2 separate regions of the Mus musculus genome follow, and region 2 is linked to region 1. A link is a loop called in an ENCODE intact Hi-C map of the cell type or tissue named here. Cell type or tissue: heart. All regions are shown on one strand. Links, peaks and the distances in the headings refer to the core of each region. The heading gives the core; the rest is flanking DNA.

Evidence for each region. A loop is a pair of places that touch in the nucleus more often than their neighbours do. Peaks named below come from ENCODE experiments on the same cell type or tissue, not always from the same donor. Only the 100,000 strongest peaks of a DNase experiment are listed, where the experiment ranks them.
Region 2: a loop joins it to region 1, with 1.8 times the contacts of the local background. A loop is called at or near these places in 1 of 42 quality-filtered maps.

What each region holds. Positions count from the first base shown.
Region 1 is chr11:59,347,055-59,359,598 of GRCm38, reverse strand. No RefSeq gene overlaps it. Among named protein-coding and RNA genes, the nearest start is that of Gm15755, 22 kb to the left of the region's middle. In heart, for the core only: no CTCF peak of the experiment used is centred there; no DNase peak of the experiment used is centred there; H3K4me3 peaks cover 252 bases; H3K27ac peaks cover 1,030 bases.
Region 2 is chr11:59,405,651-59,418,194 of GRCm38, reverse strand. Snap47 (synaptosomal-associated protein, 47) reads left to right here. Exons shown (of 5, transcript NM_144521.3): 5 at 10,385-11,054. The coding sequence ends at 10,531. Among named protein-coding and RNA genes, the nearest start is that of Prss38, 36 kb to the right of the region's middle. In heart, for the core only: no CTCF peak of the experiment used is centred there; no DNase peak of the experiment used is centred there; H3K27ac peaks cover 675 bases.

The DNA.
Region 1 (12,544 bases), core at 2,663-10,662:
GTTGCTGGGATTTGAACTCCAGACCTTTGGAAGAGCAGTCAGGTGCTCTTACCCACTGAGCCATCTCACCAGCCCCAGAGTACATATTCTTTTTTTTTTTTTTTTTTTTTTTTTGGGAATGACAGATGGCTTTTATTTATTTATTTTTTCCATTTTTTATTAGGTATTTAACTCATTTACATTTCCAATGCTATACCAAAAGTCCCCCATATCCACCCACCCCCACTCCCCTGCCCACCCACTCCCCCTTTTTGGCCCTGGTATTCCCCTGTACTGGGGCATATAAAGTTTGCAAGTCCAATGGGCCTCTCTTTCCAGTGATGGCCGACTAGGCCATCTTTTGATATATATGCAGCTAGAGTCAAGAGCTCCGGGGTACTGGTTAGCTCATAATGTTGTTCCACCTATAGGGTTGCAGATCCCTTTAGCTCCTTGGCTACTTTCTCTAGCTCCTCCATTGGGAGCCCTCAGAGTACATATTCTTAAGGGGCTGTGAGCGATGACTCTCAGCAGACCTGGAGGGGACACGATCTGTCTTCCCATAGTGGGCTGTCCCAGACCTGTGAAGGCAGATGTGCACATGTGTGTCTACAAAGAATGAATGGTAGCCTTGCTGATCCTGAGTCCTAGAGTTTCATGCGTGGGGCTCCATTAGACTCTGACTGTCTACTTGTCCCTGAGCTGGGGCGCAAAGTCACTGTTTCCCTCACAGAGAGACGTAGGACCTGGCCTTGTACCCATGTCAGGAGTCTCTGTGACCCTACCTGTGGCACCACATATGCTCTGATAGGGACCTCAAGTCAGAGAAGCAGGATTCAGAGGCCACTTGTATTGTTTCTCTAGGTAGGGGAAGTCGGGAAAGGCACTTAGCTCTGACCCACTTCATAAAGGGCCCCTTGTGCCCAGAGGATCTGTCCTGGGGAGGCTGCAAGCCCAGGGACCACCAACCTACCCATGTGTACCTTCTAGAGACAAGGTAACTGAGAAGGCCATTGCTGTCCCTCAACCTCCATCCTATCTGTGACCCAGCCCATTAAACAGTAGAGACAGCTGTTTGTGCAGAGGGGCTCAGAGAACCAGTGAGGAGAGCCCCAGCCCGTCTGCTTTCTCAGTTCATGGCTAAAGTGGAGATGTTTCTTATGATGGTTTGAATGAGAATGGCCTTCACATATTCATATTTGAATGCTTGGTTCCTGATTGGTGGAACTGTTTAGGAGGGATTAGAAGGCGTGGCATTGTTGGAGGAGTTGTGTCCCTGGGAGTGGGAGCTTAGGTTTCAAAAGCCCACACAGGCCCAGTCTCCCCCCCATCTCCCTCCTCCTTCCCCTCCCCTCCCCCTCCCTTTCTCTCTCTGAGCCTCCAAGTTATAGATTGGATGTAAGCTCTCAGCTACTGCTTCAGTGCCACGCCTGCCTGCTTGCTGCTTTCTTTCTGGCCACGATGGCCATGGACTCCCTCTGAAACTGTAAGAAAGCCTCCAGTTAAACGCTTTTTTCCCCCCTTCTAAGTTGCTTAGATCATGGTGTCTCATCACAGCAATAGGAAAGTAACTAAGACACTTCTGGAATTTTAAATGATGATCTCACCTATTTGTCTGACTAGGGAGAAAGACCTCCACTCCCAGGAGAGCAAAAGGGTGGGGACAGGTAAGGCAGGGAGGAAAAGTCCTGGCCCAGCAGGCACCAGGCAGGGAGAGTGTACCACAGGCAGTGTGTATCCATGAGCACACTCACTTACACAGATGTGAAAGAACACAAGCATATATCTGCCTGTGCATATTAGCATATGCATACATGTACATAAGCACACACGTACATCTAGAATCCTCCTCAACCACACATATGAGCATCGTCCATGCATACAAATAACCCTCTCATGCATTTACAGATAAGCACATATCTGCATACCCAAGTTTGCTTGTACATACATAAGCAAACACATGCGCACAAATGAATACAGGCACATACCTACACATACCTACACATACCTCATGCACACATATGCAAACCTTCATGCTTATATGCACAAGCATGCACACGTGCACACATAAGTCTGTTTGTGTACCCATGAGCGTACACAGACAGCACGTGTGCAGATACTTAGACAGAGAAGCTTACTTGGCCACACACATGTAAGCACACACACAGAGTCTGCTCACTCCTATACAAACACATTTATGCAGACAAACTGCACAGATGAACATATTCCTGTACACACATATGTACTGTCACACATGCACACGTGGAGCGCACTCACGCACCAGGGCTGCTCACTCCAAAATGCATTTTTCCTGAGCATTTCTGGCCCAAGCCTTCCCAGTTTGGCCTCCCTCCCTTCCCCTGGCTCAGGGAAGCTTTGTGGGAGGCAAGGGGCAGCAGCCAGCAGCTGGACCTCAGAGCAGCCTGAAGCCTGGCTCCCAGGAGGACAGCCGCTGGGGCCTCCATACACGTGTGAGAGGCCAGGCGACCCCCTGCGTGGACACAAGGGTGGACCCCAGGCTTGATTTATGATGGGCTCCTGCACATGTGTCAAACATGCTGTGTTAAGCACCGGCATAAAAATAATATATAGGTTACCACAACGTTTTTATGACCTTCCCCAGCCCTGCCCTGGAATGCCGGAATCTAGCAGGTGAAATAACACACGTTTCAGTGGTTGCCGCTTCACCGGGTGCAGGCATAGAGCCTGGGCAGCAGAGAGGACCTCATCTGGGTCCGAGTCTTGTGGAAGCCCAGTCAGTCGGATGCTGCAGCACAGTGGGGATGCAGACTCCTGGATGGGGTGGAGGGAGCCTCTGAAGCTCAGAGGGTCAGCTGTCCCAAAAGAGGGATGCCAGATGCAGTCTCTGCATATCTGTTCCTGTTCCTGGTGCACCTGCTTGCTACCTGTCCCAGGGCAGGCTGCAGGAGGGAGTCTCTCCAGGGGTTAGGTCACAGAGGAGTGCAAAGGAGGACCAGCGACAGCCCCAGGCTACAGTGTGGAAGGTGAGCGTAGTCATGGAGAAGGTGCAGATGTCCCCTTCATGTGACTAGTGAGGACGTGTCACCACTGTTCCATTGCTGTGTGGTTAACATCCACCCTTACGCCCAGCTCCATCGAGCAGCGTGTGTTCTTGCTTCTGTCTTCACGTTGGGAAACAGGATTTCTTCCTTCCACAGATGAGGAAACTGATGTTTTTTATAAGACGAAGAAGGCCTCTGTTGACTGGACATCTTGAGGATGCAAACCATCTGTAGTTCCAACACTGGGAGGCAAAAACAAGAATCTATGACTTTAAGAGTTTGAGGGGCTGGAGAGATGGCTCAGCTGTTAAGAGCACTGGCTACTCTTCCGAAGGTCCTGAGTTCAAATCCCAGCAACCCCAGTGGTTCACAACCATCCATAATGAGATCTGACGCCCTCTTCTGGTGCGCCTGAAGACAGCTACAGTGTACTCACATACATACATATAATAAATAAATAAAATCTTTTTAAAAATGCCCCTAAAACCCAAAAAGAGTTTGAGGCCAGCCTGGTTTGGTCTACATAGCAAGTCCCAGGCTATCCAAGGCTACCTATTAAGACCCTGTCTCAAATAACTACAACAAAAACAAATGCAAACACCCCAAGCACTGCCCTTTGAAATGTTGGATAATAGATGGGATGGGGCTTTCTCACTTGACAGCCCCAGAGCCATAGAGACTGGATGGATCTCTGCAGCCAGGAAGATAGGGGGCAGTACGTAGAGTCTGCCATGACTGGGGACTTGGTGTGCGGGGACACAAAGAGGCACCTCAGGCTCTTTTGCTGGACAAAAGGACATCTCTATCCTCAGTCCAGGTGGGACCTGGGGACTCCTGGCTAGGCACAGGCCTTGGTCTCCTCTGGTCCTCTGTCCTGCTGTGGGGTGTGTCAAGTGCCTGTCTAACAGGCTGAGATTGTACCTTCTGAATACTTGCTACAAGCTCCTTTTATGTCCCTGCTAGACCCTTCCAGAGACCTCTCCTGGATGTGTTTCCTACGCCATAAAGGGAGTATGATGTTGGGCCCATTACCAGGGCTGAACCTATAGAAAGGGACAGTCACTTTGTGCCTCAGGCAGAGGACTTTGGTGGAAGCAGCCTTGCCAGCTCAGCCAGGAGAAAAGGAGACAGGTACTGCTTTCCTGGGTGTGGTGGGTTGTCCTCACAGAATGGAGCTAAGGGTACATGGATGGGGCAGGGAAGAGGCCAGCCTGGGTCCCTCCTCGCCAGGCTCTGCAGTGTGGTGACCTCCCAGACAGGCAGGACCTTATAACAGCTCAATGAGAGTGAGGCCGGAGGCACTCCCCTCCACCCAGACACTTCTACTGCCCCATCCAGCAGGAGCTACATAACAAGCTTTGTTTTTTTTTTTTTGTTTTGTTTTTTTTTTTTTTTTCATCTTAGAGCCAGGGCAGGACATCATTTGCTGAGGCCTGTAGCCCTTCCCTACCTGAGGCTCAGAGAGTCAGCCAGCTGGACCTGGACTAGCAAGAAAGAGAAGGAACAGCCTTGAGCCCCAGTCTTCAGAAACCCCACAAAGAGAAGCAGGAAGCAGGAACCAGGTCAGCTCAGGCAGATTCTGGAAGCGCCTTCTCGCGGGCAGCAGAGCCATCAGCCAGCTCCTAAATTTGGGGATGCTGCCCACACAGTGTCCCCCATGGGCAGCACAGAGGCAGGCTAGAAAGACAGTAAAATTAAGGGGATGCGGGAAGGGAAAGGGAACCTGGCTGAAGCTTTTTCAACATCCAAGAATCAAGAATTCCAGCACAATCATTTGCTATGAAGGTTGATGGCACAGAAATAGAATTCCTTTTATATAGAGGTATTTTATTTTAAAATAGCAATGAGCCCATGCTAAGGCCTACGCATATAGGACCTTCAAGTATGATCTCACACTCATTTCTTTTCTTTTTAAAATTTATTTATTAATTTTAGGTGTATGAATGTTCTGTTGGCAAGTGTACCCGCATGCCAAAAGAGGGCATCAGATCACAGTATATGGGTTGTGAGCCACCATGTGGTTGCTGGGAATTGAACTCAGGACCTCTGGGAAAGCAGCTGGTGCTCCTAACTGCTGAGCCATCTCTTTAGCCCCTGTGACCCTTACTTCTCCCACATATTTTCTGGGGAATCTTTTATTTGTTTGTTTATTTGTTTGTTTGAAGACAGGGTCTCACTATGTGTCCCTGGCTGTTCTGAAACTCACAGAGAGTCACCTGCGTCTGCCTCCACAGTGCTGGGATTAAAGGTGTATACCACTATGTCCAGCTTGAAAAATTACTGATTTTGTTTGTTTGTTTGTTTGTTTGTTTGTTATTTAGTGATTATTTTCAATGTGCATGTTTTGCCTACGTGTATGTGTGTACCTCAGATCCCCTGGAACTGGAATTACAGACAACTGTGATTTGCTATGTGGATGCTAGGAATTGAACCCTGGTCCTCTGGAAGAGCAGACAGTGCTCTTAACCCCCTAGCCATCTCTCCAGCCTTGGAGAACCTTAAACAAGACAAGACCATTTTTTTAAAAGATTTATTTATTTATTATATGTAAGTACACTGTAGCTGTCTTCAGACACACCAGAAGAGGGAGTCAGAACTCGTTGAGGATGGTTGTTAGCCACCATGTGGTTGCCGGGATTTGAACTCAGGACCTTCAAAAGAGCAGTCAGGTGCTCTTACCTGCTGAGCCATCTCACCAGCCCCAAGACAAAACCATTTTTTTGTTCTTTTTATTTTGTTTACAATATAAGCCTCTTTACTTCCCCAGCAACGCTTATGTCCTAGTAGGGTTTAACCATGACAGCTACAATCCTACTCAATGCATAGAAACCACCCTATGATCTCACTTAGGTTCCTTAGCAACCCTTAAAATATGCCTTCAGATGCCACCCAGAGTGATACCTATGGCTCCTGAGAAGACAATTAAAATTCTCTTTGAGAAGGCCATCCCTATGCCCCTGAGTATGTTTTATCAGTCTCCTGAGTGGCCTTCTCTTTTTATTAAACCTCTGTGCTTACATCCACGTTGAACTTTCTTCTCAATAAACACCAACTCTGTTTTGTATTGTATCATCCTGAAATTATTTTCTGTGGCGAGGTCGGTAATCCAGCTCTGTCATTCACTCCAAGGCTTAGGGAAGGAACATCATGGAAGAGGAGATGGAAAGAGTGTAAGAGCCAGAGAAAGGGTGGAGTGCCGAGGAGAGGTGGAGCAGTGGAGTGGTGGAGCGATGGAGCGATGTCTTCTGAGCATGATGTGGCTGTTGCCTGCTTGAAGTTGCAGCAACTGTAATTACTCGAACAAGATTGGGCCCATTAGCACTGTCACAGAAGGTGGGGGGTGGGGGGAGTTGCTCATGAGATATAAACCAAAAAGGACAGATTTTTTTTTTCAGCTACTGGTAAGTTACCTATGCTTCTGTAAATAATACCTTGCCCATGATCATGTAAGCAACTCTAACTAAATTAGGTGGGTTACAAAAAGATGTGAAGAGATCCGTGGGAATGGAGGGGGACAAGGGAGGGTGTCTTAGTCAGGGTGACTATGGCTGGAATAAAACACCATGATTAGAGCAACTGGGGGAGGGAAGGTTTGGGGAGGAAAGTGTTTATTTTGTTTTATTATTTTATTTTTCTTCTCACTCCGGCCACAATTGCTCCGGCCCAAAGATAGATTTATTTGTTATATGTAAGTACACTGTAGCTATCTTCAGACAGCACCAGAAGAGAGCATCAGATCTCATTATAGGTGGTTGTGAGCCACCATGTAGTTGCTGGGATTTGAACTCAGGACCTTCATAAGAGCAGTCAGAGCTCTTAACCGCTGAGCCATCTCTCCAGCCCAGGAAAGTGTTTACTAAGCTTACACTTCCATAACACTATTTATCACTGAAGGATGTCAAGACAGGAATTCAAAGAGGGCAGGAACCTGGAGACAAGAGCTGGTGCAGAGACCAGGGAGGGCTTGATCCCCATGGCTTGCTCAGTCTCCTTTCTTATGAAACCCAGAACCACGAGCCACAATGGTCTGGCCTTCCCACATCAATCACTAATTAAGAGAAATGCCCTACATCTTGCCTGCAGCCGAATCTTGTGGAAGCATTTTCTCAACGGAAGCTCCCTCCTCTCCAATGACTCTAGCTTGACATAGAAGTTTTATGTCAATTCAAGTTGACATAAAACTAGCCAATACATGGGGATGAATATGACCAAAAATGCTGTATATGCATGTGTGAACATGTCATGATGAAATATATTACTCTGTATAATTAATTTATGCAAATACAAAATAATAAAAACAATTTGCCTTTACCAGAGTGGAGTTCCCTGAAGGATATGAGAATTCCTCAGGGGGCTGGCAGTGGTTCTGGGCTGTCTTTGCTTGCCACACCCTGCCGCTCCCATCCCCCACCCTCACATATCACAAAGGCATCTGCAATGGAGTCCTGGCCTAGATTCCACAGTCCAAGATGGGGCTAGAGAGTGTGGCCTCCTGAGAGTGAGCCTGAGGTGCCATTGAGGCTGGATATGCAACCAGTGGGTAAAGGACCAGGGGATGAGTGGGGGAAAATTCTCGGAGAGGGGTCTCGACAGGCCTTTTTAGGAAGCCCACACACAGCTCTAAGCCTCCACTCCATGTGGTACTTCAATAATGTACACCTTTGCCCAGGAGTGCAGGAGGAGAAACTGAGGCTCAGACTAAGCCAGCTTCAGAAAGCCACCCCCACTTCAGTCCTTGCTTTCACCTACATCCTACTCTTGGGCCACCCTGACCCTGTCAGGCTTCCAGACAGCTGAGGGGGTCACACGTTATCTGGGTATGGGAAACAGTTGGGTAAGGTCCACATGGTTGTCACCATGAATCCAGTGGGTCCAGCAGGGCATGACAAGATGGGTTAGTGGTCATATGGAATCTGCCATCACAACGGCTCTTCCAGAGTACCTCACAGCCTCCAAAGCTAGTGGGCTGGGTGGGGCCTCAATACTTCCTGGCCCCACAGTAGGCACAGGCTCCACTCACACTGGCTTTCAACTTCCTGATGCACCTGTCTCCAGCTCTGTCTTTGTCTCCTTCTCGTCACATCTCTCCCAAACTCTATTCTCTCTCTCTCTCTCTCTCTCTCTCTCTCTCTCTCTCTCTCTCTCTTTCCTTTTATTTCAGCCCGTCTCCAGGTCTGTCCATATTTGTCTTTCTCTGGCTGTCTGTCCTCTCTAATGTCTCTTCTCTGTTTCTCCCTCTCTCATTGTCTGTCTCCCTGCATCTGTTTCTGTGGACTTCTCTTAGTCAGTATCTTCCATCTCTCCCTATGTCTCTCTTCCTAGCTTCCTTTTTATATGTGTATATGTATATGATGTATATGTATGTGTACATGTATATGATATATGCATATGCTGTATATGATGTATATGTAGGTATACATGTATATGATATATGCATGTGATTTATATGATGTATATGTATATTCATATGTATAGATGTATTTTTATATATTTTTGTCTTCTGTCCTTGTTTCTCTGTCTTTTTATCTTTTTCTGTCTCTGTATTTCTGTCTTCCTTATCTCTGTGTCTGTGGCTCTGTATCTCCTGTGTCTGTGTCTCTCTCTCCATCCACTCTTGAACCCAGTGCAGGTTCTTAGGAACCCCAGTGCTCAGGATCAGACACTGGGAAGTTTGGCCAGCCTAGTGGGTTTTCAGCTTGCTTTCCAAATCAGTCTTCCATCAACTCCTTTTCTATCGTGACCCTAGAGCATGGCTGGCATCTCGGGAGTGTGGTTGGGATCTCAGGAGCGTGGTTGGGATCTCAGGAGCGTGGCTGGGATGGATCTCAGGAGTGGGGCTGAGATCTCAGGAGTGGCGCTTGGGATATCAGGAGTATGGCTGGGATCTCAGGAGCGTGGCTGGGATCTTAGGAGCGTGGCTGGGATATCATAGGCCTGGTGGAGTTCTGAGGGCTAGGCCACACTGAGAAGCCTGGATCCAACCTGGAGGCCATAGCCCAACTGATGCTGGGAGAAGGGGAGTGAGGAGATTGAGAAGGAATTCCAGGAATTTGCCAGGAGGGGGAGAAAGGGTTGCCAAGGCAGGCAGCAGATGCCTGCAGGAGGGGCTCAAGATTTCTCTCTTCCTCCAGCTTTCCATGGTTGACAGACTGTTACATTTAGGACTAGCAGAGACCATAATAGCTAATGGTTCCCAAAAGGCCACTTTCTACATGCTGGGCACACTCTAGACTCTCACAGTTGCAGTCTCCTCAGGCTGACTTCAGGCCCTGTCCTCTGCCTTGCTGTGTCACAGCCCCAGCCCAGGCTCATGGACACAGCCCCAGCTCTGCCTCTGGTCCTAGAGTATCAAAGGTAAATGGGAACCTCCCTTCCCAGGGAGGGGTATGGGGCTTAGATATCAAATAGGACAAGGGGATAAAAACCTCATCCCAGAGTCCCAGGGGGATCCTGGCGGTTACTGGAGCCAGGCCTGGTCCCAGGCAAGTTCCATAAGACCTATGGGAGTATCCTGCAGGAAGCTGGCCAGGTTATCCTGTGCCTGAGTCCCGTTGGGAAGAGTGGAGAAGCTAGGGACATACAAGTGCTTTGGTCCTACTGCGTGCTTCAGTCCTACTGAGGAAAGGGCTGCTAAGGCTAGTCCCCTAGTATACGTTTTTTTTTTTTTTTTTTCCATTTTTTATTAGGTATTTAGCTCATTTACATTTCCAATGCTATACCAAAAGTCCCCCTTACCCACCCACCCCTAGTATACGTTTTTAAGAGCTCAGAAGGCAGGGGTGACATCCTGGAGTGGGGTTGGTCTTCAGAGCCACTGTGACAATAGGACCTGTAGTCTACCTGACAATGTCCCCCTCTGATTGGAGAGTCCCAGCCCTTGTCCAGGCTTGGGATTAATCCTACTACAGAAAAGACAGAGAAAGCCTTCACTTCCAGCTCAGGGATTGCCCTTGGGAATGTCCCAAACCAGTCTTACCAACAGGCAGTGTTGAGCTATGGACGGCATGCTGGGTCCTGAGGGAATGTAGCCAGATGGAAGCAGGATTCAAGAAGGCCCGATGATTGCACCCCACCCCATCCTTCCCTTCCAGGAGGCCTCTGAGCCTGGGATGGGCTTTGATCTCCTTGGGCACCTGGTCCATTTGGTATCTGAGCCCCATACCCCTCCCTGGGAAGGGAAGCAGCAGTTGACCTGAGCTCCTGGTCTAACCTTTCCTAGGTTCCGCTCCTCTTTCCCAGGAGGCGCTAGCCCTGGCTGGGCCTCTAGCTTGTGGAGAGAGCATGGATGCGGTCAGTCTCATGCCCTGTGGTACCCAACTCAGGAGCACAGAACAGAGGGCAACCACTGAGTAGTGGCTGAGATGGCTGCTAGCATTCTGTTCAGGGCCCTCTTCCTCAGTACTGCCTACATCAGGCCCTTCTGAGAGTCTCCTGGGCCAGGGACTGGTCTCTGGCTGCCTCCCCTTATCACCCAGGAGGCCCACCCAGGTGGGCACCTAGGGTGCCCGCCAAAGTAAGCTAGGGGCAGAGACGAGGAAGAAGGTAGACACAGCGAGTGGATTTTTAATACCTGGTCCCTTTAGGCCTCTGGGTCTGATATAGCTATGGCCAGCTGCCTCCTGGGTCTCAGTTTCCTTTCTCTGTCCTCTTGACACCCATCTTCTTTTTACTGAATCGTCATTTGATCCTGTGCAAGACTCCTGAGTTGGAGCTTAGTGGTAACCTAGGACTCACAGGGCAGCCCATAGACACTTGTAACAGTTTCAGACGAGCCAAACTCTTCTTCTGGCCTCCTTTTATGTACATGTGGTATACATAAACTCAAGAGAGCAAACACACACACACACGCACACACACACACACACACACACACACACACAATATAAATAAATACACTTTTAAAAGACCCCTGGGTCTAGTGAGATGGGCACACAAAGCAGGCACAAAGCAGGCAGCACTGTGAGGTCCCAGGATGGAGAGGCATCTGGGGGTGAGTGTCCAGAGGTCCTTCCAGCAAGTGCTGTCAAAGGAGATGCTCTAGGGTGATGAAGTCTGTTACTCTGTTGTTGTGTCTGTCTCTACCTCTGTCTTCCTCTGTCTCTCTATTATTGTTATTTTGAGGTAAGGTCACATGGGGGTAGCCCAGGCAGTCCTGCACCTCATGACCATCTTTCTCCCTCAGCCTCTCCAGTGCTGTGACAGCAGGTGTGAACCATCACAACCCTCTGTCCCTGTCCCCTTCTTCACCCTGTCTCTATGTGTAGACTCTGTAACTCCCTGTCAACCTCCCAGTCAGTGTTTCTCGGCCATCTCCTACCCTCTCTGTCTCTGTCCCTGTCTCTGTCTCCCTCCTCCTCCTCTATCTGGATTTTCCTATCTCCTTCCCTGATTCTTTGTGTCTCCACCTCCCTTTCTGTCCCCACTTCCAATCTCTGTCTTTATGCCTCTCTCCAGTCTCTGTTGCCCCACAACCCCTCCCTGCTGGTCCCCAGATGTTCTCATCTGGGCTGAGAGTGGTGCGGGGGAGGATGCTTCATAAGCAGTCCTGTTGTTGCAAAGCTGCCTTCATCTCTGGCCAGGAATTTGATACTGTGGGGCAGAGGGGAGGTCACATCTGTGCTGCTTGCCAGGAGCACTCCCAGGAGATAGCCTTCAGGTAGGCGGCAAGAGGTACCAAATCACAGAGAACCTGTGAGAGAGAACGTGGCCGTGGCCCCGTTCAGGGCATAGCCTCCATGACCACATGCCCTTCTCTTACTGCACAGGCAGGCCCTCCTGAAAGTCCAGAAAGACTGAGATCCAGGGCTGGAGCTTGAGGAGCAGTCTGCTGTTAACCTGCCAGTTCTGCCAAAGATTAATCAGCAGGCCAGCACAATGGACTGCCCAGGGCCACCTGATGCAGAATGGCCACTCTCCACACTCACCAGAAACTCAGCCCAGCCTCTGTATCCTGTTCCTGTCCTTCTACAGCATCCTGTCCCTCATGCTCTGAGGCAGCCCCGTATGTCCTCTGGTGTCCCATCCTCAGTGACACTTTTTAAAGATTTATTTATTTATGTGAGTACACACACTGTCACTGTCTTCAGACACACCAGAAGAGGGCATCGGATCCCATTACAGATGGTTGTGAGCCACCAGGTGGATGCTGGGAATTGAATTAGGACCTCTGGAAGAGCAATCAATGCTCTTAACCTTTGAACCATCTCTCCAGCCTCACCCCAACACCATGACTGTAATGTCCTGTCTCTTGCAGTGGTTTGAGTGAGAAGTCCCACATAGTCTCAGCTGCTTGAACATTTGGTCTCCAGTTGGTGGCGCTGTTGGGGGAGGTCTAGGGGGTGCAGCCTTATTGGAGGAGGTGTGTCACTGAAGGGAGGCTTGGGAACTTAAAGATTCCATGCAATTTCCAGTTCTCTTTCTCTGCTTCCTGCTTATGATTCAAGATGTGAGTGCTCTACCCCTCCATGACGGATTCGTATCCCTCTGGAACCATAAGCCAAAATAAATCCTCTCTATAAACTGTCTTGGTCATGGATTTTATC
Region 2 (12,544 bases), core at 1,985-9,984, 59 kb before region 1:
GGTAGAAGGAGAAAACTAAGTCTCACAGGTTGCTCTAGGCCAGGCATGGTGCTACGTGTTTTTAATCCCCAGAAATCAGGCAGAGGCAGAAGAATCTCTATTAAAAAATTGAGGACAATTTGATCTAAATATCGAGTTCCAGGCCAGCCAGGGCTATACATTGAGACCCCCATCTTAAAACAAAAACATAGCAAATAATAATGATAATAAAATAATAATAATGATAGAAAACCAAACTGCCCTCTGAGCACTACATGCATATGTGTATGTACAAAAAAACAGAATATAATGAAAAAATATTAAATCCATGTCTTCCGTCTCTGTCTTTTTATTCCTTTTGAGCAAATGTGGAACATGGTTTATCATCTTCAGTGCCCATCGCTTTGGCTTGGTTTCCCTGGTACCCAGGTTTAATCCTACCTCAAACTGTACCTTCTCCCTGCTGGGAAACATCAGTCAGCCATTTTGCATGAACCTCACCTGCAGGAGAGGAATATATCTCAAGTATCCCTGAGGCTGAAGCAGAATTTAAGGTCAGGGGCATCCACACCCACACTGTCTGCTCATTGAGACCCCAGGTCTGCTCAGCACAGTGCCATGTGCCATGTTGTCCCCTCACATATGCTGCAGGTCTCAGCTCCACAGGCAAGGGCCATACACAGTCCCCCATCAGTCTATACAACCAGGCTGCTCAGCCTCTAAGGGAAGAGCCCAGGAGGACCTCCCTGCCAGGCTGAGTTCAGGGTCTATCTCTTGACTAATTTGTCATGAGAGAAGGCGCTGAGCGGCTTTGGCGACTGCAGGGTTTTGACTTCTTGGTGCCCAAGTGTCCTCACACTTACTGGAACTTTCCTGTGGAACTGTCACAGTTCCTGCCTTCATTGAAGGTCTCTGGGGAATGTTTTTATTTAGAGCTTTAATTCTAGTCCACTTTGACACTGAGCTAAGCCATTGCACATCAGGCATAAGTCGGGCATATCTAATCCTCAAATTCAAAATTTTTTGAACACCTGATGCACGTGGAGGCCAGGTATATCTTTCCTCAATCTCTTCTCCATCTTACCTTTTAGAATAAAGTCTTTCACCCAACCTGAAACCTGCCATTTTGTCTAGACTCACTAGCCAGCGAGGCCTGGAATCCATCTGTCTTTGTTCCACAGTTCTAGGGTTATGGCTATATACCTCAGTGCCCAACTTTGACATAGGTGCTGGGGATCTGGTCTCAGGTCGTCATGCTAGCATAGCAAGGCCTTTACCCACTGAGCCATCGTCTCTCCAGCCCACAACTGACATTGTAACATAAAGGGCACAAATATAGAGCTAGGTCAGAGAGGGTCTCAGAGTTTCCCATCCACTCCCAGGGACTTGGCCTATTACCCTCCAGCACATTGGTATCAGCAGCCAGGACCTCCACTGTCTTTATTGGGGTTACATTGCAGGTCATGCTTGATTGACCAGCCTATACCTGAACCTAGTACCTAATCCCCATTCCCTGAGAGGTCACAGTGGGATTGTGTGGCTACTACCCTCACCCTCCAGTCACACACAGATAGTCATTACATTGCCATAAACTCAAGTGTAGGCCCGGGTCTCATTGGTTACAAAGACAAAGATGTTCCTGTTACTTGGGAAGTCCCAAAGATCTAGATACTCCCAGGACCCAGGAACTAAGGCTACTTAGATCTTCTGATTATTTTTTTAATCTATCTATCTTTCTACTTTTATTTATTTATTTTGGGGCTCATTCTGTAACCCAAGCTAGCCTAGAATTTTCTTTGTTACCAGGTCTATTCCAAACTCATGACAGTATTCCTGTTTTTCCTTCCCAGTTATACCATTATACCCAGCTTTTAAATTCTTTGTAATACAACAAGGGTACAAAAATTTAAATTATAATATTTATCCCCCGTCTGACACTTGGTGTTTGAGACAGGGTCTCACTATATAACCGGGGCTGGCCTTCAACTCTTACAGAGATCCATCTACCTCTGCCTTCCAAGAGCTGGCACTAAAGATGTGCACCTCCTGCCCCCAATTTATCTATTATGCACTTTTCTGCTTTGTTTGGTGGTGGTTGTTGTTGTTGTTTGTGATATGCTGGCTTGGTGCTTAAAGAACACATCACTAAAAACAAGTCCCTGAAGACTTAGCCCTGCTTTTCTTGTTAGAGTTCTACCTTTTCCATCTGAAGTAGTTGGTTCATCTTGAGTTCATTTTTGCGTGTAGAATGAGGTGGCTTCCACATTGCTGGTGAACTGTTTTCCCCTTTGCATCATCTTGAAGCCCTGTCAGATGTCCACTAGCCATGGAGGTATGGGTTTCTCTCTCTCTGCTGCTTTGTTCTGGTCTATTGATCAGTGTTTTAATTACTGTAACTTTGTAGCCACCTCTGTGTGATATACCTCTGTTGTCGGTTACTTTTTAGTCTTTGAGACAGGTAGCCCAGGCTGCCCTAAAAACTCATTATGTAGCCAATATGGACCTTGGACTCCTGAGCCTCCAGCTCCCCAAGTGCTGGGGTCACATATGTGTTTACCACCACACCCAGCTCCCACTCTGTGAGAGTCACTTTGGCGTCCTAGGTCCCTTACATAAGGTTCTGAAAGTTAGCCGTTCCGTTTTGGTTTACAAACTACAGCTTGCATTTTGACCCTGCCTATACTGTCTCTGTGTCACTTTGGGAGGTTCCATGGCCAGAACAGCCTGAAGCCTTCTGACCCAGCACCTAGGGAATCTTTCTGTTTCAGCTTCTAACTTCATTAAGCAAATATTTTACGTGAATGCTACTGTTCCATTCTCTAGGATGCTGTCATAACCAGGGTGATTGTCTCGACTTCCTTTTCCAGTCCTTTGCTACTGCTACAGGAAGCTGCAGGCTTTTGTCCTGCAGCTGGTTGAGTTCATGGCTCAGACCTGGTCACCTTTTTAGCTGAGCTGTAGGTTTTTGTAGTCAGATGATAGCCTCTGCACACAGGAATCATTTGGGTGTTCCCTTTCCTGCTTCACCAGTTATTTTATTTTCTGTGTATGAGTGATTCTCCCACATATATGTCTGTGGTACTGTGTTCGGGTCCTGTTCCTTCAGAGGCCAGAAGAAGGCATCCATTCCTGAAACCAGAGCTGCAGCCAGTTGTGAGGCAACCTGTGTGCTGGGAATTGCACCCAGGTCCTCTGGAAGAGCAGCCAGTGCTCTTAACCACTGTGCCATCTCTGCAGCCCCTGCTTCACTGTTTGACCTCCATGATGTGGTTGCCCTATTGGTAGACACTCATGAGCTCTGTCACCTCTGTTCCTGAGGGCATGCTGGGCTTCATTGATGCCCTTGCTTTGTCAGTGGAAGGTCTTTTTGGTTGTGTCACTGATGTTGAGTCTTTGATTCCTCACAGAGCCCCTGCACTCTGGGATCTGTCCCATAGGGATTCAGTCTGTTTCCTGTGTTGTGTTTTCATTTTCATTTGTCTCTAAGAATTTACTAATTCCCTTTCATTGGTTGTTGCAGAGCATGCTGTTTAATTTGTAGATACCTATGAATGTTAATGGATACCACTGTGGTCAGAGAAGAAACTTATTATTTCAGTCACTGTACATTTAATGAGATTCATTCCCTGGCATATGATGTATGCTGGAGAAAGTCACTGAAGCATGGGGTATTCTACTTCACTCCTAAAATCCTGGGAATCCAAAAGTGAAGTATTTTCCCATGTTCCTCTGCTGGCCAGTAGCCACAGCCTCTAGAGTAGCTTCAGGGTGGGGCTGGCTGCTGAAGAACCAGGGCAAAATTGGAATGTGAGTACCCTTAGCCTTACCTCAGAAGACTGCCTCGGGGTTGAGTGCATCACTGATGCCCGTTGGTTTAATCACCCCGCACCCCTTCCAGACAAGGGCTGAACAATTGGAGGCTCCTGGGGCGAGTGTGCATGGAGACAATGGAAGCCCCGCCCTGTAGCCACACCTGAACTCTTCCATTTCTGGTAATTATCTTTGGTAATTACCCTCATGGTGAACCAGTCAACATAATTGTTTCCTAAGTCTGTGAACTATGAGCAAATCAGTACAACCCAAGGAGGAGCTGTAGGACCCTCCCGGTTATCCGCACTCTCGGTGTTAAAAGGGGCAGTGAGGCTACACTTACTCTTCCCCGTGTCCTCAGGTTGAGGAGTGGATTATAGTTCACTGTGTGCAGCGTGAAGGTGGCACATGCTACATCCTCACCATGTAACCAGTTGTGTTAGTATTATGATGTTACTGTCCCTGTCATGCAGCAGGGCTGTACCGAAGGCTTGGATAAGAACAGATAGTGCTTTGTGAAGCAGCGTGAGGCGCTCACATGTCAGCTAAGATTCTGGGGAGCCATGCCTCAGCACATCTTCCTTATGTCCCCCGACTTGTGTAGTCTTTATGCACACGTTTGACTCTCTTTGAGGTCACCTATGATTGAGCTGTGTAACAGTGGCCTGGGTCAGCTTTCGACCTGTGTAGTCAAGTACCACTGCTGGGCCTCAAGTGAGAGCAGCTATTTGTCACTGATGGCTACCTGCCAGATGTAGTTCTAGGCCCATAGATCCCTGAAGACCTGAGCATAGCCACTCTGCTGTCTCTAAGTTGCCTCAGGAGTGGCACAAGCAAGCCCATGCACGCCATAGAATGCAGGGACCATGAGCCTCACATCCACCCTCCCTGCCAGCCCCAGACCACCAGCAGCCCCTAGGAATGCAGCTGCTGGGCCGTGAGACCGGGTGGTCTGTGAGCTCTGTGTGTGATGGGTTGCAGCAGAGCATGCTCCTGCAGCCCCTAGGGCTTCACCGCTGTGAAAGCCAACTTTCCCTTCTTTACCTTCTCCACAACATGTTAATGGCTCAACTGGAAGAACAGTTCACAGTTGCAGACAGCTTGATTTATCCCAGCTCTGTTCTTAAATGGTTGCTAATTTCTCACTGTAGGAAAATTCACAGTTACTGGGTGAGTCAGTGTAAGTACAGCTGAGAGCAGACAGCCTCGCTCATGCAGACTGTGGGTGCTCGGGTTCACAGAGTCATAGGACAGGGAGGAGCAGAGCGTCACTGCTCAGATCCTATATGAAGGTAGAAACCTGTGTGGGCACACAGAGTGTGTCCTGAGCTAGGCTGTCTTGACAGCACAGCTGTACACCACGAGGCGCTGAGACCCCTTGAGAGTATATGTGGAGACATGTCCACGTGGTCAGTGCATCTGCACCACCTCAATCAGTGCTGGTTACATACTGTGCTGTATGTAGATATTGTGCTGTGGACAATGTAGAGATGCCGAGGGGGCTGACATCTCTCTGTGTTTGCTCCTCTGGTTACCTGGTGTGACCGCGCCAGCCGGGACTGTGTTGGTGGTGCTTGTCTGAGTCCAGGCAGCCTGGTGCTGAGAGACCACTCATCACATCACCACCGAGCTGTGAGCTCTGGTCCAGAGAAGCCTTGACCCTTGGGACTGTTGGGGCCAGCAAGGCTAGAAAGCCCTTCCTAAGGATTCCCTGCGAATGGCCCTCTGCAAAGTTGTGTTTGTGCTGCCCTGAGGACACAGCTGTGCGGGCCCTCCTTCCTGAACTTACAAGTTTCTCCACTTCTGCCTGGTTCCTGCCTGAGCCACCTGGAGTTCCCCTCTCCTACCACAGACACTAAGAGGAGCTGATGTGACCCCGACACAACAGCTGCCGACTGTTGTATTGTAGCCATAGCTTCTCTGGGAGAAGAACCCTCAGTTTCCCAAACTTTCCCAGACACAGGCTTGCACATGGTTGTGTCCTGCCTGTCTAGCAGGGGCTGAGCATCCACGCAGGTGAGGCTGCCTGGTTACCGTGTTGTTTGTTGAGTGTCAAGGACTTGTGGGAATGTCCACTCGGGTCTGGTCTTTGACGCACAGCCAGTCAGGGCTCATCAAGGGGCCCCCAGGGTATGTCAGAGGCTGGCAGCAATATGTGCTGATGACTAGACAGCTTGTCATCCTGAGCCACAGAGGGAACAACTGTTTCTAAGGTTTGGCCAGACTTCACGAGCTCCATTCTTTCCGTCCCCTGTTATATGGAATGTACATGGTGCTATTTAATTACTTCAATCCCTCTCTTAAAGAGAAAAGGCTACCAGTATTCTAGAGGTATTAGTGCTTGGAAGGTTAGCTCAGTGATTTTCTTTGTCTGCAGGCCTAGTAGCTGTTGGATGTCTTTTCAGTATGGCTTCTCAGTATTAATTAATTCCAAGTGCACTTTGGCAGACAGGCCAAGGGGTCTTAGCAGGCTATTTGGAATCAGTTCTATTTTTAAGACTTTTAAAATGGTGAGACTTTTTCCAAATCAAAGGTTGAATAGCAACCAGCCTTTATTTGAGTATTTGTATAATATAATGTTAAAACTTGGATAGGCAATCAGTTGTTTGTGCCATGGATTATTTATGTGTGATATTAGGCAAAGGTCACAGAATACAGTGTCTTGCTCTTTTGATTTGGTTTTGCTTTTGTTGTTTTGGGAGGGTTGTTTTGTTTTGTTTTGAGAAGGTCTTATGTAGTTTAGCCAAGATGACCTTGAATTTCTGGTCTTCTATCTTCTACTTACCAAGTGCTGAGATAACAGGCAGACATCACCACACCCTATTTCTATAATTCTGGGGTCTGAGCTTCAACTTTGCTGTATCCTCAGCCCATACATAGTCTTCCTTTGGCTACACTTTCACTGTGCACAAGGAAGAGCCAATTGATTGAGCTTTTCAGGAAGATGACAGAGGAAATGCAGTCTCACAGGATTATCATAGAGTGCACTCAAGGTCTGTGGCCTCTTGGTCCTGTTTCATATGGCTAGTATTCATGTTTGTCCTGGCTGAGATGTTTGTTAAGCCTGCTTTTCACACTGACAGATTAGGACTTCTGTATTGGGTATATTATACTTAACTAATCCTGACTCTCATTTGTTTACTTTTTGAAATATATTTTGGATATATTCACGTCTCACTCCTCAGTGTGTGGGTGGCTGTTTAAAACCTCTTGGTTTCTTCCTGTCCTGCAGCTTGGTGGCCACTCCAGGCTCTGAGGGCTGGTGTGGGTCCTGCAGCCCAGCATCCAGTTTGTGACTGTGCTTCCTCCAGGCCCAGATGAGGTCCTTGCTCTGTTTTCAGGGACATGCGATTTCTCACAGTGCCCTGGTGCTGTGACTGAGTCATCTGCCCATGGCAATGAACACTAGGCTAGTGGTTATGTCTCTTGTAACTGGCTCAGACTGAATCTAGGGAGCCCCAGAGCTCATGGCCAGTGCTCAGCTCTTCTGGACCTTATTCTAAAAAAGAGTTTGAGGTAACAGGTGAACAGTTTCTAAAATGAAGTTCTGGGAGTGGCATTGGGGGTGGGGGAGTCTATATTTCAAGCTTTTGTTTATCCAAAAGAGGAAAAAGTACACAACAGGAAACAAAACTGGGAGTGTCCTTTCATCGCGTATTTTGAGTTCTCACACAAGCATGTGGATGTAGTAATGAAATCCAGCCCACATGGGCTGAGCGTCCCTTTTCTGAAGCATTCAGGACTGTGCTGGTTTGGGCTTGTTTAGGATTTTTAAATCTTTCCGACAAGTGATAGCGCCTCCGGCCAGCACCCAGGCTAAATAAGCATGGACTCCACTTGTCTGCTGAGTACCTCTGACATGCACCTGAAGATGGTCTCAGAGGACACTTAGCGTGGACCTGCATTCTGGAGAGTTTGGTTTTGTTAAGTTTTTGTTTGTGTTGTTTTGTGTAATCCAGGCCAGACTCAAACTCTGTATGTCTCTGAGACTGACCTTGAACTCCTGGTCTTCTTGCCTCTACCTTCCAGGTCCTGGGATTGTATATGTGCCCCTCCATGTCTGATTGGAGTTTTGATGTGGCCTGTCCTGTGGGCTCACGGGTTGTGTTCAGCAGCAGTGTTTCATCAGCTCAGAAAGTCTCAGATTTGGGACTTGGGGGTAAGAATGCTAGCTTGTCAGGCTAACCTGAGGAATGGTAGTTTGAGTCACAGACAGCTTTTATTTTCTTCTTTAATTCTCTTCTTTCTTATAAGCATGGTTCTTCTTAAACACAGACAAGATAAACGGTTGTATCAATCAAGTGAGCCAGTGCCCGAGGGGCTACAGGATCCACACATAGCACAGCTGGAAACTGGTGCCCAAGTTCTGGCAGGACTTGTCCCCCAGCCTTCAAAGTGGTCATGGTCTAAAGGTATTTCTGTTTCAGACAGACACATGTACCTTAGGGACAAGGATGCTGGCTGAGAACTGCAGTACCGGCACATCAGTGTTCATGCCTCCTGGAAAGGCATGCGCTCTTATGGGACCCATGTGTGCACAGGCCCAGAGACTGTAGAGAGGCATAGCCAGGGCTCATGTGTGACCTGACTGTGGGAGGCTAGGAGGCTTGTCAGATGACATAACTGATAGGCAAGTGGGCGACACAGACAAGATAACCTTCCCACCACAGTGGGCAGGCGGGCAGGAGAGAAGGGTGGGGCTGGGTGTTAGGGATTTGTTTCCTTGTTTCAGTCTGCTGTCTGGTGTCAGCAAGTCTAGGAGATGGAAAAGACTACTGTATGATGTCATCACCCATCCCAGTGCTCACTGTCCCCACTGTGTGCTTTCCAGAGTTCCAACCGGCTCCTGGGGAACAGATCTAGAACTGCAGGCAGCCATCATAAACTGTCTCGTGATGGCAGTGTTCATGGGGAGACACGGGCTGTCTGAAGAGGAAACTCGTTTGGTGGCCCTAGCACAGGCCTTTGCAGTTTGCAGTTTATCTTGTGTCTCTAGCTATTGGGAAAGAGCTTAGGCCCTACGTCCTGGCATTTCCTGCTTGTGTTGTCTGTTGTTAGTCAGATGCAGAGTTCTTGACCAGGTCTCTAAGCTAGTGGAAATGCCACCCGATGAGCAAGGGTACCTTTGTGAATTAGAACTGAGCACTTAGTGTGTCACCATGGCGCCAGCTGGGTGCAGATAGAGCAGTTGGGCCACCTTAGATGTGTGGTAGTTCTGCCTGGGCCCTCATGGGACACTTGTATGTGTGACATCAGGTAAGGGTCAGGGAAGGTTTTAGGATATAATGCAGTCACTAGACAGGCCTTGGGGACCTCAGAAGTCTCCACTCAACCCATCCCTGCCATATGTTGCTGTGGGGAGACAGTGATCATGACCAAGATGTCCTCTTCCTTGGCCCCACTGTGAAGTGAGGTTCTTCCTGAAAGGTGCGGGCAGTCATCACAAGCCGCGGTCGCTGTTTTCTTTTTTGCTGTCAGCTTGAAAGCATGAGCTGCTTAGCCCAGCTCCATGAGAACACAGTTAGAGCAACCACAGCCCGAAGAACTTGGAACTGCAATAAAATAAAACTGCCTGACACGCATCACGGATCTGAGTGGAAGGGAGGCTAAGGGGAGTTGGGCTGGCCTGCAGTGGCTCCATGCACACACATACTTGTTACCTGGCCCTCAGTGCTCTCTGCACCTCGGACCCTAGGTAAGTGAGGCTAGCCTTGTTGAAGTGACTCTGTGGTGTGTAGCCTATTAAATTACCGGCACTTGTCACTCCATGATGAGGAGGGCTCCTTGTGAGGCAACTTCAATATCACAATGTAACATCTCAGTGACTTCCACAGGCCTGAGTGCTTGGTTCCCTGCTGATCTGAGAGTCGTGAACACAGGTGCACACAGCTGTTGCAGCATGGCAAGCGCCCTACTGTGCTGCATACAAGGTTCACCCCAATATTTGTCTAACAGTGTGAACCATGCAGCCTAGAGACTCTGTTAGCCCAGACGTACATGTGAGTATCTGCACTGTGGTTTGTATAAGTGGCCACACACTAGGTTTGTTCATGCCAGTGCCACTGCACAGAACATGTGAGGCTGTGGCACTGTGATGCAGTGTCATTAGGCAGCTAGTATTTTTCAGCTCATGGAACTCTGAGATATCTGCTTGGCAGCAGAGATTTGCTCTGTGGCAAAGACTATTGTGTCTGGGAACGATGCCTTCTGTGTGTGTGGAGGAGAAAGGACTCTGTTCTTTTCAGTCTTGTTAGTCTTACAACTGGGTGGCAGAGTGAGGCGAGATCCATGTGCCTGGCCAGGGCTCCCCTCACACAGAATCCCACAGTTCATGGGTGTATTCCTGGCCAGGTCCACATGGGTTTCACTCAGCACCTTCCAGGGCATGGTTATGTATGCTTTCTGCTGGGGGCAGCTGCATCCTGGCTTGACTAGGGTCAAGCCTAGTGCTAAGGCCAAGCTCAGGCAGCAACTCTGTATGTTGTGTCCTCCTGACTCAGGAAACTGTATCCCTTTGGTTAGTTAGTTAGGTCAGACTGTTGCTATTGAGATACGAATGGAAACAGTGTGTGCTTGTCATTTCTGCTTTCCCCAGATCCTGAGCAAAATGAAGGGACTCGCACTGGACACTGAGGCAGAGCTGGAACGCCAGGATGCGGCTCTGGATGGCATCACCGTAGCTGTGGACCGGGCAACCCTGAATGTGGACAAGCAAAACCGGCGTATGAGAAAGCTGATGTAGTGGGGCAAGCTGTAAACAGCCACCCCTGGCATGGCTCTGCTGATTCTATTGCTATTAGCCCTTTTCCTTTCCCCTGAGACCCGGGAAGCCATTCTGGGTACTGTGAAACTATGAGGCCCTACCTGGGAACTACACCTTCCTAGGATGGGCCAGGAGAGGCCACAATATGCATGAGCATGTATGTTTCCCGGGGCCCTAAGCATGAGGGCCATGTCCTGTTCAGGCAAGAATCGCCACCGTAGCGTAGCCATCCTTCCTGTCCACACTGAGACCCCGGCGTTGAGCTGCCATTGTGGCATCATGTTGTCACATCATATTGTCATCTTTTCACCATTTTTGCCAAACAGTAGAGAAAAATGTCAGTCATTCTGGTCTGGCTCTGCCATCCACTTGCCAGAAACATCAATTCCCCCTTCAAATGCTGCTGTAGCCCCTGCCACCTTTTCCTGATCATCAGTTAGAGTTCTGTAACCAGTAGCCTCTGTGTGTGCGTAATAAAAGAATGTTTATTCGATGACTTACATCAGAGGAGCCGGGTCTATAACAGCCATGTGCACACTGGAGAAACAGAGACCATTATAGCTGCCCAGTCCAAGAGTCTGGAGCCCTCAGCAGCCCCAGTGCTGAAGGCGTGGAAGCTCCTGGAATCACTGGTATTGGTTCTGCATTAAAAGATCAAAGCTAGTGGAGGCTGGTGTTAGCAGAGGATGGTGGCAGCCATGCATTCTCAGTCAGAGAGAGGCCTGCACACTCAGCATGCACTGCCTCCTTCCGCCTCCCATTTGGGTCCACAGTCAGGGCAGCTCTTTCCCTAACCACTGTCCCTCTGGAAGCACCCCCACAAACACACAGGGATGTCTCAACACTCCCAGACATCTCTTAATCTAGTAAGTTGTTGGCCAAGACCAGCATCCTTCTGGCCTTGCCCTGGCAGCAGCCTTTTCTCTCCACATGCTTGGTGACTGACTGCAGTCATGGGTGCAGCCCAGTCCAGCTCAGATGCTCACTGTGGACCTCTCCACTCTGACCTGAAGCAGGAGCATGGTGCCACTCTCCCAGTTTCCTGACCCAGGCTATTCAGAATGTGACAAGGTGCCTGCTTTAGAAGTGGCCCACACTGTCCTGCTGTTGCCCTTTGCTTGATCCTGTGTTTTCAGTGAGCATTCTCAGCTTACTGCTCAGAGCTGCTTCCACCAGCCCCTTTGCCACGGGCTACTGGGGACTCCTGCATGGGCTTGATTATTTGGGGAGAGGGTCTTGTGGGTTGTTTTTTTGTTTGTTTGTTTGTTTTTGTTTTTCTTGAAACAGGTTCTCAGTCTAGTCCAAGCTGGCCTCAGACTTGCAGCAATCCTCCTGCCTCCAGGTGCTAGGATTTTAGGTCCATACTACCTCCCCTGGCCCCCTCGTGTATTTACTGAGTGGATAGCAGATGGCTGGTATGTGGCTATATCTGCAGTGTGCAGTGATGGGATCAGACAGGCACAGCTTCCACCTCTCAGTCCTGCATGTTGGAGCCTGTGTGTTCTCCTCCCCATCTTATGAAGAGCACAGTGAACTGCCAGGCACTGTAGTGTCACTAACACTACAGTGTTCTGGAGCACCTGGTTTACTCCTCCTGCCTACCTCTGCTTCACTCCCATTCCCCAGCCTTCCTCCTCCTGTTCTCTCCACTCCTTCCCCTCCTCTGCTCCCCACCCCCTCCACTCAGTGCTCCTGGGAGACCTTGAACATCCAGCACTTGTCTTTGTGTGCCTGGCTTGATTTATAAAGCACTGTGTCCTCCTGGGTTAGCCATGTTGTTGCAAATGACAGGATTTCATTCTTTTTCACCACTGAATGCTGATCTATTTATCTATATCGTGGTAATTGTTTCTGCTGGTGCTAAGAGCCAACTTAGGGCCTTGTGCATGTTAGGCAAGCATTTACCATTGAGATGCACCCCCAGCCCTGGGCCTTTTGAGACTGGGTATCACTGTGTATCCCTAGCTGACTTCTCACTTGAGATCTTCCCAA